Regions from separate parts of the Mus musculus genome. Here region 1 is linked to region 2. A link is a contact called in ENCODE Hi-C or POLR2A ChIA-PET data. All regions are on one chromosome and are shown on one strand. The core of a region is the stretch at or near the end of the contact, and the rest is flanking DNA. Distances in the headings are between cores, read along the strand shown. Region 1 has its middle 13 kb from the start of Gm34894. Region 2 holds the start of Hectd1 (HECT domain E3 ubiquitin protein ligase 1).

What was found. Hi-C counts contacts between places; a loop is a spot of excess contacts on that map. ChIA-PET counts read pairs that join two places held with the same protein, here RNA polymerase II (POLR2A).
Region 1: a map of gastrocnemius shows a loop between it and region 2 (7-fold over the local background). The contact joins the enhancer-like site here to the promoter of Hectd1 in region 2. A Hi-C loop is called at or near these places in 6 of 37 maps with a recorded cell type or tissue (T-helper 17 cell, T-helper 2 cell, gastrocnemius and 1 more). POLR2A ChIA-PET finds 5 or more read pairs at or near these places in 3 of 5 experiments (Patski and embryonic stem cell).

What each region holds. Positions count from the first base shown.
Region 1 is chr12:51,863,241-51,867,320 of GRCm38, reverse strand. No RefSeq gene overlaps it. Among named protein-coding and RNA genes, the nearest start is that of Gm34894, 13 kb to the right of the region's middle. Within about 2 kb of position 1,465, at least 2 of the 3 ENCODE cell types and tissues checked have a DNase peak (open chromatin) inside an H3K27ac peak, as active enhancers do; they include gastrocnemius and heart, where a contact is called at or near this core.
Region 2 is chr12:51,827,438-51,831,426 of GRCm38, reverse strand. Hectd1 (HECT domain E3 ubiquitin protein ligase 1) reads left to right here and starts at 1,891. Exons shown (of 43, transcript NM_144788.2): 1 at 1,891-2,224; 2 at 3,914-3,989. The coding sequence starts at 3,936. Gm5785 reads right to left here and starts at 3,242. Exons shown (of 4, transcript XM_011244243.2): 1 at 3,159-3,242; 2 at 2,198-2,572; 3 at 872-2,137; 4 at 1-439. The coding sequence starts at 3,242. The coding sequence ends at 1,286.

The sequences.
Region 1 (4,080 bases), core at 216-2,715, 36 kb before region 2:
AAAAGCACATCCTCTTCACAACGTTTTTCTTTCTTTTTCATCAGCACTAAGGAGGTAAGGTGGTGGCACGCACATGCTGGCAAATGCTCCGCCACTGAGCTATATCTCAGCCCTTTTCTTTTTGAGAAAGAGTCTCCTTAAGTTGCTCAGGCTGGCCTTGAATTTAGACTCATCCTTCCCTGTGACTCTGGAGTAACTGGAATTATAGGAGTGTGCTAGCTCAGCACACAGGTTCCGTTCTGCTGCCCTTTCTCTCTCTGTTTGTTTCCCATATGTCTTTCTCGACAGATGGGGCATGCTAAGCGAGTGTACTGCCTCTGAGCTACACCCCAGACCCCATTTACTTGTGATTGATAGGTAGTCCCAATCTCACTTATTTTTTTTTTTTTATTTTTTTTTTATGCTGCTGTTTGCTTTTTGAGGCAAAATCTCGTGTATCCCACGCTAGCCTCAAGTTTTCTGAGGAGGACTTTGGATCTTCTGCTTCCATCCCGTAGCACCGGGAGTACAACTCCACAACTCCATTCTTTTAAGTAATGTCCTGAAGTCAGTGCCCAGCCCGGGCATCAACCCAAAGCAGAAATGCTGCCTTCTAAGCTGGCTGATTGACATCATCCCAGGCATGTACAAAGTAGGTCACTTCAGTCACTGTCTACCTGCATTTTCAGAGATTAGTCAGAACGGGTAACCTGTTTCAGGTCAGCAGCAGGAAAAGGCGGTGTGGGATGGAAACGGAGGTACCCAAGTTCCCCTTGAGGAGTAACACCCAAAACAAGTGTCACAACATCTTAGTCACTCCCACTGTGTTTACGCCACCCCCTTTAGATGTGTCACTTCCTTGGGCTTCCTCCCAAATATAAGAGAGCAACTGCCAAAGCACTATAAAAAGTTTGTTCCTGACCCCCAGTTGCCAATAGACGTCCTCCAGCTTTAATCCTCAGCAGATCACATTTCTGATGTTCCCTCGTGCACACGGCAACCAGGGCCCCTCCAGGCAAGCAGACAGAACACACACACACACACACACACACACACAGCATCAGAGAGACACGGTGGCACTCAATTAAGGATAGTAAAGAGCTGCACCTAACAGGCTTACCATCCCTAGGAATCTGTGCTACCTTAGGAAAACTCTGTGTCCAAGGAACACAGAGCAAGGAAAACAGCAGCCCTCAGATCTAGATAGACAGTACTGCTGAGTTCCTTAGCAGACCTCAGAACACACATACACATGAATGTCAGGTGACACCATTTTCCATTACATGGTCATTACCACATGGGGTGTCTCCATGGTTACCTTTCTTCTCCTGTCAGGAGGACTATAATGCTTTTCTGTTGACCATGGTTTTCCTCTGAGGACAGGGAAATAATACTTCCTTGCCTCTGGTGTTTACACCCTGTGCGGTATTTCTCTGTGTTCTCTGCAGGGCGGCCTCTCAGTCCTTGCACAATCCGGTTTGCTTACCCACTGCTGACACTGCTCACGGAGCTCCCTGCTCCCTGTTCACACTATGTTGTTCAGACTCCAGAAACAGAGACTTGATCTCACTATTGATTAATGGCTATCTGGGTGGGACATACTGCTAATTAGGAAGGAGCGTATCTGTGACAAACAAGTCCCTGTATTTAGAAAACAGGCAGGACAGAGCCATGGACACCTGTTCTGTACTGTCCCCACAGGAATAAAAGAACATTCCGGCATTACAAAGAACACGAACCCTACCACCCTGGGATCTGGCCTAGGTCTGTCGATGACAAATTGTGGTAGCTTGGGCAAGCAAGCCTCCTGGCTTTTGGTTTCTTCTCTGCAGAAGAGCTGAAAGCTGACCAATCATTTCAGGTTCCCAAGGCTCCTAATTTTAGCACTAGGGGGTTCGTGTGTTCCGGGGATCTTCTCAATCGCAGCTAATCTTGCTCTGGGAAGTTTGTATATTGGGTGTCAGACAAGCAGAGAGTTTCTGTTTCTGATTTTTATGAGGCTAAACCTTAGATGCTTCTCAAAGTGCACTATACAAGCCATTAAGAGGTGGACTGAGTCACAGGATGTTTGGTGGGTGTATGCAAAAAACGTGCAAGATGTCCTGCCTCCTGACCTCTGACTCACCCAGGGCAGGAGAGCATTCTTAATGTCTCACAGGAAGAGATCAGTAGAGAATGAAATACTCGGACAAAAAGTGCCCTCTGGTTTCCCAATATAAAAGAAGCTCAGAAAACAATTGACTAATATGTTTGTGATGAATGCTGTGGCTGCCAGACTCCTTGCAAGTGATCTTGTAAGCTCTGATGCTCCATCTCCAACTGACTGGTCTCTTGGCTTCCACCCCCAAGAAGCCACTCCCCACCCCCCACACTCACCCTACACACACTTAAACCTCAAATAGCTTGGTAGTTAGGTCTAGCATCCCCAGATACAGATGTATTCCAGCAGTTAGGTCTCCAACCCAGGACACATGGCTGAGGTGCCCATACCAAAGCTGATGCTAGCCCAGCATCCTGCAGTCCCTACCTGCTATAGGATCCTTCTGGCTGGCATACCTTGCTCCCTACCCTAAATTTCTCCAGCCCAGGGAAAGAGCTGCCCTTCCCTATAATCCAGCCATTTTGGTTACCTGACCTTCAGGTCTAATCTTTTCTCCCTTGGTCAGTCTCTTGGCCCAGGCTGCCCCTCGTGGTTCGAAGCTCCCCTCCCCTCCCCCATCTCCTCATATGGCCAGGCTCAGCTTGGCCATGTTCATCCTGGACTCTCCCAGATGTCCCTACCTCTGGCTATGCTCTCCCACAATCTATAATAAACCTCCTCCATCATATCTAGGAGCAGTCATAGCCTTGCCTTTTTTATTTCTTGTTTTCATGCATCTGGTCTGGAACAAATAGCTAATGAGTACAAGAGCTTTCTAATGGAAACCTGAAGAGACCGGCAAGTGAGTATCCAACTCAGTGTTGATTTCTGCTTCTGTTGTCCTGTTGACAAGACCTTCAGTCAAAAGCTCTTTGGGTGCCTTGAATCAAGGGGAAAGACATGAAGTCAGGTTTTGAGGAGATTTTCCATGCTGCTAAAGCTACCACATAGGTGCCAGCTGGCCCTTGGCTGACTGAAGGAAACGCAGCTCGCCGCACATTCATATTTAATTTAGAAGCAAACTGCATAATCTTTTTTTTTTTTCATTTGCTTTGTGCCTGATTTAATTTTGGCTTTCTGCTTAAGTCAACTCCTATTCCAATCTCACCTCATAGAATAAATCTGGCCCAATTGGCTCCTCAGAAGGTCCTTGAGCAGCTGGATCCAAACCAGCCCCAGGGTTATTGAGCAGTGATAGAGTGAGTCCTCATGGAGAAAGTCAAAGGAGTGAGTCGAACACCAGCTATTTAAGGAACCAAGTAGCAAATCGAAGGACTTCTTGTAACTCAGCAAATTAAAGTACAGTCTTGATCAATCTGAAATATGGGGGGGGGGGGGGGGGAGCAGCCAGTCAAACTGGTTCAAGTACACAGTAAAATCCTGCCAAACTGGTTCCAAAAGCATAACAAGTCATAATATTGCCCCTAAGCAGATTTCCCTCTTTTCCTTCCCTGTGCACTCGATATTAGCAAAATCTCAAGGTGCTCCGAGAGGAAACTTTTAACCACCAAAGTCCATGAGTTAATTATCTGGAGACCAATTATGACTCAAGTGAAGCGTCTTGTTTACACACAGCCAAGAACTAGTCCAGGGGATATCTGCAGACAGTTCCTTCCTTGGTCCACACAGGAAAGACAGGTTAAATGAGAACTCGGTGGACATTCTTTCAGGTGGAGCATAGCCTGTGTTAACTAATGGACTGTGAACGTATTAAAGGTGTGTGTTCATTGCCCTGCATACCAATGCAGGCTGCCAAGGTTCTCATCATGGCCAAGATTGGGCTACCCTCTGCTCCCTCACGCTTGAGCTTTCGTTCCTCATCTGTGGAGTTGAGAGAGGTAGAAACCATCCATCATTGAAACCCTACTTCAGTCAGGTTTCTGACAGGAAGTTAGAGGACTGAAGCCGCGGGGTGTATATGGGACAAGTCCACAGTCAGGTTTGTACTGCACAGTGTGGCG
Region 2 (3,989 bases), core at 642-3,141:
CCAGTGAGTATCTTCAATTTCTCAAGGCCAGATAATGTTAAGCATCTTTCATATGCTTTCTCGCCAGCCACTGGGATGTCTTCTTGGTTAAATGTCTCCAGTCTTTTACAATTTCTAATTAAGGTTTTTTTCTTTTCTTTTTTCTTTTCTGAGACAGGGTTTCTCTGTGTAGCTCTGGCTGTCCTGGAACTCACTCTGTAGTCCAGGATGGCCTCAACTCAGAAGTCCACCTGCCTCTGCCTCCCAAGTGCTGGGATTAAAGGTGTGCGCCACCACTGCCTGGCAAGGTTTTTTCTTATTCTTGGGTTTGAAGAGTTTTTCATTTGTTCTGGCCACAGTCCTGTGGTAGCTACATTGTTAGAAAGTATTTTTCCTGTTGGGGAACTTTGGAAATTTCTGCATGAGCCGTTCATAGTCTGTGAAGGTAGATTCCAGGCATCTGTATATGAAGAAACACATTGTGTTACATCTAAACAACTTACTATTATTTAGCAGTAAGAATTAAATGGGCTCCCAAGCCAGGTGTTAGCATACTTGTTAGCATACTCAGGAAGGAAGCCCTCTTGTTAGCATACTCAGGAAGCTGAGGCAGGAGGATATTGACTTTAGGCCAGCCAGGGTTACATAAGCATACCCACTTCAAAACAACAAGAAAAACAAAAAGTAAAAAACAAAACCAAATAAAAAAATCCAGTACAACAAAACAAAACAAAACACAACACAACACCAAATAAATGAGCTACCAAGCTATAAAAACTCACAGAGGATCCTTAAAGAGTGTTAGTGAATAATTCCAACTAGAAACGATATTTTGGAAAGGGCAAAACCATAAACAAAGAGATCAGTGGGAACTCTCTGTCCTTAGCCCTACCTGGCCAGGAACACATGATACAGAACAGGGTAGCCATAACTTATTCTCTGTACTTTCTGTTCAATTTGCTGTGGATCTAAAACTCTTCTAATGAAAACTTTTCCGGGTGTCTCTAATGTGCCGCCAGGGTTGAAAACTACTAGCCTCGGTCTTTGCATACAGTTCTTTCCTAAAATTAGGTATCTACTGCTATTTTGTTGTTGTTGTTCAAAGGATGAGTTCAGTATGGAGTCTTTTTCTTCCTCTTTTTCTCTCCCTTGGCTGCTCCTTCTTCATCACCACCGTCGCCGCCCTGTAGCCCAGACAAGTCTCGACCTCATTTTGTAGCCAAGGATGACCTTGAACTCCAGCCTCCAGTTCTCTAGTGTCACGGTTACGTGAGGACTCCACTAGCAGCGGCTAGTATTTGATTTTTCAACGCCCATGAAATAAAAGTTTGACGGGAATAACTACGGAAGTACAAGTGACCACGAGCCGAAGGCAACTGTGTGGGAAGTCCTCGATGCTGGCTGCTTCCCGGGACTCCACGGTGGGCAGGCAGGAGGCACGAGTTCCCGCAGCCGTCCTGGTCCCATCTGCGCCGAGGCGATAACGCCCGGCTGCGCAGCGCTCGCCGAGTTCCCAGGCTCGCTGGGAAGCGTTCTGGTAAACCGCTGGCTTTAAAAGTCCGGAGGAGGGGGTGACCCGGGCACGCCGAGCGCCTGCGAGACGGTGGCCTCCGTTCCGCAGGACTCCGGAGCGGCTCGCGCCGGGCGAGACGGGCGGAGCGTGCGCGGAGCAGCTGCTGGCGGCGCGCGCGGATTGACAGCGCGGCGACTCGGGCGCCGGGAGGCCGGGCTGAGGAGAGCCGTAGCCGACCGCCGAAGGAGCCCGGCGCCCCCCGTCGTCGCCCCGTGCCGCGGGGTCCGGCCTCCGCAGCGCCCCAGGTGGCCGCGGGCAGGGCGGCCGGGAGGCGTTCGCTCCGCCTCCGCCGGCGCGGCCTTCACCAGCCTCCCCGCCCGGCGCTCGGCCGACCCTTCTCCTGCCCCCGCCCGGCTGGCGATGGACGCGGCGTCTCCCCGCTGCCGCCGACGGCCCCGCGCGGACCTGGCTCTGAACCGCAGGGTCTGAGGAGCCGCGTGCTGGGGTCGGGACCCGCGCTGGCTGCCGCCGCTCGGGGGAGCCTCTCGCTTCCTTGTCACCGGGTCCCCGCGGAGGAAGGGGAGGGACGAGACACGGCTTTTCCTGTGCCGCCTGCCTGGCTCGACCTGCGCGGCCTGCGGTTTCCTAGGAACTCGAGGGCCGCGGCCGGGCCAGGCTCTGCCCGCGGCCTGCTTGGAGCTGGACCGGAGCTGTTTGGTACGGCGAGCCAGGGTAAGAGCCTGCGGTCAGGGTAGGCGGGGGCGCTAGGCGCTGTCGGCAGGCTGGGCCTGCGCGAGGATCCGGGCCGCCGAGTCCAGCGGCGGGCGCGGAGCTGGACCCCAGCGCGGTGAGGTCGGTCTTCCGCCGTCGCCTCTGCGTATCGGGCCCTTTGTTCCCCTCTCCGGGCCTTACGGGGCTTGGCTTGTTGGCTTCGGAGCTCCGGCTACGCGCTCCTTGTCCTTGGTAAGGCTCAGCCGCCCGGCGGGGACCGGGGACGTCCCGCTGGGCCTCCGAGTTCCGGGAGACCCGCACCCCAGCCGCTCGGCGGCTTCCTCTTGAGCTCGCAGGTTTGCTGCTTCTCTAGAACTTCGCCCTCCGCCCGGAGGCAGGTAGCTAACTTAGCCAGGTTGGCTGTCAGCGTCGCGGCTCCGGCCTTGATCAGGCCGAGGACGATGGGGCAGCCCCGCCGGGCGCGGCCGATGGGTGCCCACCGCGACCCGCCTCTAGGTTCCCACACCGGCAGGTGGATTGCGTGGGACGCAACGCTGTCCTTTGGTCGGGCATCTAGAAGCTTTTGTAATGACTTGCCTGCCTAGACTACTTCTCAAAAAATTTTTTACATAAAAACTAACTGCCCCATCCTATGGGAGAAAGAATGTCTGCCTGTCTGTCCGTCTGCCTGGGGGGGGGTGGTAACCTGTTAGTTGTATTTACTTTAGCATCAAGCCCCCCCCCCAAAAAAAAAAAAGTTTTAAGAACATTTGCCTAGATTACCAGAAGTTCTTATCAGTATTTACTTCCGCATAGGTAGATTTCATATCTAATTACTGTTTGTATTTGGGCATATTTTAGGAGTAAGTTTGAGAATTCAAAACTCGTGAGAAGGGAAATTCAATCCGAAGAAGAATTGGATTGGAAAGTGGTCTTTAAAACTACTGGATCTGACCCGTATCTGAAGCTCCGATTTTTGGTGGAGTTTGGGGGGAGGTTGCAGGAAGAAGTTGACTGGTAAAAGAACTTTTTTGTACATGTTTTTTGCCTTTTGGCACAGACATTGGTGATAACAGTACTGGGATCCAAAACTTGTTTCATAGTGTTTGACCAAGACAGCTCTGGTTTCTAGTTAACTAGCAACCTAATCAGCATATATTCATTCCAGTGTTAAACTGTTTTGCCTTGAGGGTTTTTGCATTAAGCCCAGGAAGTAGACTGCTGCATATGTAGCATACTTTTTGAAGTAATACTTTGCAGTTTGGAAAGTTTTTTTTTGTTGTTTTGTTTTTGTTTTTTCAAGACAGAGTTTCTCTGTATAGCCCTGGCTGTACTGGAAATCAGCTTTGTAGACCAGGCTGGCCTTGAACTCAGAAATCTGCCTGCCTCTGCCTCCCTAGCGCTGGGATTAAAGGAGTGTGCCACCATGCCCGGCTGGAAAGTTTTTTTTTTTAAAGCATATATATTTGCTTATTTTGTGTGTGTGCAAGTATGTGTGCGTGTGCATATCACAGTGCAATATGGAAATTGGAGAATAGCTCTGTATGTATATACATATACACATGCATGTGTGTGTGTGTGTGTGTCTCTTGAGGACCTGAGGACCTTACAGAAACTTGGTTCAAGCAGATGTACAAGAAAAAAGTCTTTACACAGGCTGATCAGTTCTGAACAAATGTTTGAAAAACCCGTTTCCCTTTTTCAATTTAGGCAAAGGAGCATTTTAAAGACAATGGCAGATGTAGATCCTGATACGTTGCTGGAATGGCTGCAGATGGGACAGGGA